Regions from separate parts of the Homo sapiens genome. Here region 1 is linked to region 2. The links are chromatin loops, found by intact Hi-C in ENCODE. Cell type or tissue: transverse colon. All regions are shown on one strand. Links, peaks and the distances in the headings refer to the core of each region. The heading gives the core; the rest is flanking DNA.

Evidence for each region. A loop is a pair of places that touch in the nucleus more often than their neighbours do. Peaks named below come from ENCODE experiments on the same cell type or tissue, not always from the same donor. Only the 100,000 strongest peaks of a DNase experiment are listed, where the experiment ranks them.
Region 1: a loop joins it to region 2, with 6 times the contacts of the local background. A loop is called at or near these places in 82 of 110 quality-filtered maps.

Annotation. Positions count from the first base shown.
Region 1 is chr12:51,884,522-51,887,327 of GRCh38, forward strand. No RefSeq gene overlaps it. Among named protein-coding and RNA genes, the nearest start is that of ANKRD33, 2.2 kb to the right of the region's middle. In transverse colon, for the core only: no CTCF peak of the experiment used is centred there; DNase peaks (open chromatin) are centred at 360 and 1,570; H3K27ac peaks cover 1,410 bases.
Region 2 is chr12:51,978,912-51,981,717 of GRCh38, forward strand. ACVR1B (activin A receptor type 1B) reads left to right here. Exons shown (of 9, transcript NM_004302.5): 4 at 2,058-2,288. Among named protein-coding and RNA genes, the nearest start is that of TAMALIN, 27 kb to the right of the region's middle. RefSeq lists enhancers at 1,760-1,809, 1,820-1,869. In transverse colon, for the core only: a CTCF peak has its summit at 1,633 (motif pointing left); a DNase peak (open chromatin) is centred at 1,602.

The sequences.
Region 1 (2,806 bases), core at 41-2,540, 95 kb before region 2:
AAGAAAGAGGGAAGAAAGAAAGAAAAAAAGTGGTGCACTCTACATCTTTCATCAAGACAGTGTTAATTATAGTGAACCCCAAGTTTCTCTTCAAAGAATCAGTATGTCAGTATGTTCAGCTCTCTTATTCTTTGATTATCCATTTTAAAGTTTAGCTTCCTGGTTCTCTTCCGTTCCCTTGCTCCTGGTTTTAGTAAACAACTTTCCCTCTAGTCCTAATCAGTAGTTCACATCTGTTCTCTGGTCAGCTGCTCCATCCTGACTCATCCCGTTTATCTGCTTTGACCTGAGTCATCCCAGTCACCTGCTTTGACCTGAGTCACCCTGGTCACCTGCTCTGATCTAAGTCACCTTTAGTTCCCTGTTCCTAACTGTCCTTCCCGCCAAACTACCCACCCCGCCACTCTAACTCATATCCCTGCTCTCTTTAAAATAGCCAATCGGAATTAGCTTAGGCTGTGCGGTCCAACCCTAGCCAATAGGGGAACGCCACAGCAGTAGGGCCGTGTGTCAGGAATAAGAACTCCTTCTCCTCTCCTGTCCAGGTGTGCTCTTGCCATTGTTCCATTCACGACTCGCACCCTTCTATAGAAGTAAAAATTGCCATGCTGAGAAAATTAAATTTATGTTCGAGTGCTATTTCCTTGCAGCATTGAAAATTTATTTACAACAACAGCATGAACTTTTTTCCTAGAATCCCTATCCATCAGACTTCTGTTTGCATTTCATTGGCCAAAACTGCATTACATGATAACACCTAACTGAAAGGTAACTAGAGAGAAGGGGAGTTATGAACAGGGATTGTGTTAGATAATCAGAGATGTCTGGTTTATCATCTGATAGATTTTTTTCTAACTGCTGTATAGAATTCCATAGGGTGCATCTATCCCATTTTGCTGTGATGGCTAGAGGTTTAGCAGCCATCTTGTGCCAAGGAGGAAAAGTCAAGAGAATCCCAGAGAAGGCCCTGACAAGTTTCTTAACCAACATCAACAGTTTCCTATTCCTGAACTTTTTATCATGTATTAAAAACAAGCACCTCTTTGTTTAAGCTACATGTGTCAGAGTTCAATTGCAGACAACAGAAATAAATCTGGACCTGGTGCAGTGGCTCACGCCTATAATCCCGGCACTTTAGGGGGCCGAGGTGGGCTGATCAACTGAGGTCAGGAGTTCAAGACCTGCCTGACCAACATGGAGAAACCCCGTCTCTACTAAAAATACAAAATTAGCCGGGGTGGTGGCACATACTTGTAATCCCAGCTACTGGGGAGGCTGAGGCAGGAGAATCACTTGAACCCGTGAAGCGGAGGTTGTGGTGAGCCGAGATCGCGCCATTGCACTCCAGCCTGGGCAACAAGAGTGAAACTCTGTCTCAAAAAAAAAAAAAAAAGAAAGAAAGAAAGAAAGAAAGAAAGAAATCTGATCAGTTTAAACAGAAAGGGATGGAGAAGCAGGCTTAGGTCCAGGAACAACCCCCAGCTTTGAGAGTCACATGACCTCTGCCTGTGATTGAGAAAACAACAGTCACTACTACAGGAAGCTGATGAATCAGGAAGCTGCTCACCAGAGCCTTGCTGCTGCTGCCATGACCTGTGACAGCAAAACGGATGTCCCATGCTACGTAGCTCTGTTCCAAATTTATATCTTGCACAAGAGCAGGACGCAAACCACAGAGTCATAGCTCAAGGGAATCTGGGAAGGGTTGTTTTAGCTTTCCAACTTCTGCAGCGCAGAAGAAACACTGAAAGCAGTTTTAGATTAATGTTGAGGAGCCCGTCTATTATGGACAACATACCATTCAGCTTTTTGGTTACTAAAAACCAAATGCACATCCAACTGATACACTGCACCTAAAGCAATAAGGATGGAGCTTAAGTGAAAAAGAAAAAACTAACAGAATAAGTTCTATAGCACAATTCATAACATGTTAGTTAAAAACACATACAAGCAGAGCATGGAGGCTCATGCCTGCAATCCCAGCACTGTGGGATGCCAAGACAGGAGGATCACTTGATGCCAGGAGTTTGAGACCAGCCTGGGCAACAAAGTGAGATCCCCATCTCTACATAAAAAAGTTAGACAGGCGCGGTGGCACACACCTGTGTGCCTCCGAGAAGCTCGTAGCTTCTCGGGAGGCTGAGGTGGGAGAATCACTTAAGCCCAGGAGTTTGAGGCTGCAGTAAGCTATGATCATGCCACTCCACTCCAGCCCAGGTGACAGAGTAAGACCCTGTTTCTAAAAAGAAAAAAATAAAATAAAAACACACAAATCAGTACTATCTTTTTCAATGAAATGTACATTTTCAAGGATATACAAGTGCCAGTTGGTAAAGGGTGGAGGAGAATGGGATGTGGGGATTAAGGGTGAAAGAGAGAAACTAAAGAAAGTAAAACAAAACAAGAGAGAGGTCTTGTACAGTCTGATGATGGGAGTGATACCAATGGGGGAATATCATTGGCTCCATTTTCTACATCTGTGGACCAAGACCAATCCATCAAGCTTAATATGTAATATAAATATTAAAGAATATTTTGATAACAATTTATCATTATATTAACAGATCATTTAATTTAAATATTTCATATTTAATTTATCACACTGAAACTAATCTATTAAATTTCATACATCATAATTTCTGGCCAATCCCTCCCTCACTACTGCCTGCCGCACTTTGTGCCCCGACTGCCCACCTGCACTAGACACATAATGTCGGTACTCACAATTTCGTTTGTTTGTTTGTTTTGTTTTTTGAGAAGGAGTTTCGCTCTTGTTGCCTAGGCTGGAGAGCAATGGTGCGATCCC
Region 2 (2,806 bases), core at 246-2,745:
ACATTTAAAGGAGTCTTGAGGCCGGGCAGATCACATGAGGTCAAAAGTTTGAGACCAGCCTGACTAACATGGTGAAACCTCGTCTCTACTAAATACAAAAAATTAGCCGGGTGTAGTGGCACACGCCTATAATTCCAGCTACTTGGGAAGCTGAGGCAGGAGAATTGCTTGAACCCGGGAGGCAGAGGTTGCAGTGAGCCCAGATCATGCCATTGCACTCCAGCCTGGGCAGCAAGAGCAAAGCTCCGTCTCAAAAAAAAAAAAAAAAAAAAGGCCAGGCACGGTGGCTCACACCTGTAATCCCAGCACTTTGGGAGGCCGAGGCGGGTAGATCACCTCAGGTCAGGAGTTCGAGACCAGCCTGACCAACATGATGAAACCCCCATCTCTACTAAAAATACAAAAATTATCTGGGTGTGGTGGCGGGCACCTGTAATCCCAGCTACTCAGAAGGCTGAGGCAGGAGAATCACATGAACCTAGGAGGTGGAGGTTGCAGTGAGCCGAAATCATACCATTGCATTCCAGCCTGGGTGACAGAGCGAGACACCATCTCAAAAAAAAAAAAAAAAAGGAGTCTTGAAGAATGAGTTGGAATTTTTAAGAGAGGCGAGAGGGCAAAGAACATTCCAGGCCAATGAAAATACCTTGAGTAAAAAGACAAAGGCATGAAGGTCCACTGTATGTTTAAAGAACTTTTATGATGAGGAGACCAGCATGATGTGCTTGTGCTGGGGAAGCAGGGGGACGTCAGGCTGCCCCAGGTGTACAGGATCTTGAGGGCTGACCTTTATCTTCTAGGTAAGGGGCTTCTACTGAAAGTTTCCATGTGGGAAATGAATGTTCATTTTTTCCTTTGGAAGGAATTCTGGCAGTGGTGTGGAGGATGAATTCATTCACTACCAGCCTTCTGTTGGGAAGGGTGGGGTGAGGCGGGGTGTGTGTGGGTGCACAGGGCAAGAGCAGGCTGAGATGGGAGGCAAAAGACCTGTTGGAAGTCTTTTAGAGAAGGTCCAAAAGTAGGACAGGCGGACGGAGATGGAGAGGCGGGGGCTAATTTGAGAAACATTTTGGTGGTTCTATACTGTTGTCATTAAAAGCATAGATTATAGAGTCAGACAGTCCTAGATTTTAAGCCCTGCTTTGCCACTTACTGCTTGTATGAATTTGAATATTACATAACCTCCTCTTTGAGCCTTAGTTTTCTTGTTTATAAAATGGGGATGATAACAGCGCCTTACCTTCCAGGTGGTTTGGGGAAGTGAGATAATTTATGTAAAGCCCTTAGCATGGAGCCTAATACATAGTAAGCATGCAGTAAATGGTAGTTCCCATCTACCAGACCTAGGGATTAATAATGTATTAATTATTTGATTGGGGGTGGGAGTAAGACAGTTAAGAGTCACTTGTGATGGTAAGGGTGATTGGATATATAGAGATACATTGAATGAGTCAAATGAAGCAATGTTGAGTTTTATAAAGACAGTAAAGTTAATCTTAGACTAAACATAGATGGTCCTCCATTCTACATCTGGAGTTCGCTTGTGAGCAGAGCATTGCTCTCTTTGGAGATGGGAACCCATGGGCCGCACAGCACTGCCCTCTAGTGGCTAATAAGCAGAACAGCCAGAAGGTGGCCCCCAGCACATGAGCCCACACTTTCATGTTCTCTGCCCTCTTTCCTTCCTCCACCAAAATAAAGCAGATGTGGGTGGATCGGCCCACAGGTGGCTGGCTGAAGAGTTGGTAAATCTGGTCAAACATTTACATTCAAATCTATCATCCGTGCTTACTGAGAGGAGAAATTGCCTAGATAAGGAGTAGCTAATCATACACGTTTCCTGTTTGTGTTCACTCTTTCCCCATCTCTCCGCCTGGCTCAGCCCTCTGGTAGATTACCTAGAAATGTGTATGGGCAGCAGCAGCTCTCCATGGTTAATGGACAGCGTAGGATGAAGACACCATGTTAAGGGTGTTTCCGTTGTGCCAATTAGTGTGGGAGTTGGAAAATTTGTCAAATTTGCAATGTCAGGTTTCTTCCTATTCTTTGGTTCACAGGGTTACCCCTCTTTGTCCAGCGCACAGTGGCCCGAACCATCGTTTTACAAGAGATTATTGGCAAGGGTCGGTTTGGGGAAGTATGGCGGGGCCGCTGGAGGGGTGGTGATGTGGCTGTGAAAATATTCTCTTCTCGTGAAGAACGGTCTTGGTTCAGGGAAGCAGAGATATACCAGACGGTCATGCTGCGCCATGAAAACATCCTTGGATTTATTGCTGCTGACAATAAAGGTAAGGGCTGGGCTTGGATACAGCATTCCCAGATAGAGGATGCTAGAGAAAGTGCATAGCTATGGGGTGCACAGCTCTGTTTGCCTTCATCATTGTAACCCGTAGAAAGAAAACTTGAGTAAGGTCAAGGTTTCCATGCTTTCCTTAAAGTGTGGAGCCTTTTATTCCATGAAAAGGTTATACAAAAATCCAGGTTATCAAGCAAATAAACAAGCAGTTCTTACTCAGATAAACAAGATACACCCCCTCACCCTACCTGCTCAATTTCTCTTTCTCCACTCCCCCAAACCCACCTCCATTGTAGTTCCTGCAGGGGGTCCCGTAAGCTTATTTTGAAAATCACTAGGATGGGCTGGGCGCGGTGGCTCACGCATGTAATGCCAGCACTTTGGGAGGCCGAGGCAGGCAGATCACTTGAGGTCAGGAGTTTGTGACCAGCCTGGCCAACATGGCAAAACCCCATCTCTACTAAAAATACAAAAATGAGCTGGCCACGGTGACACCTACCTGTAATCCCA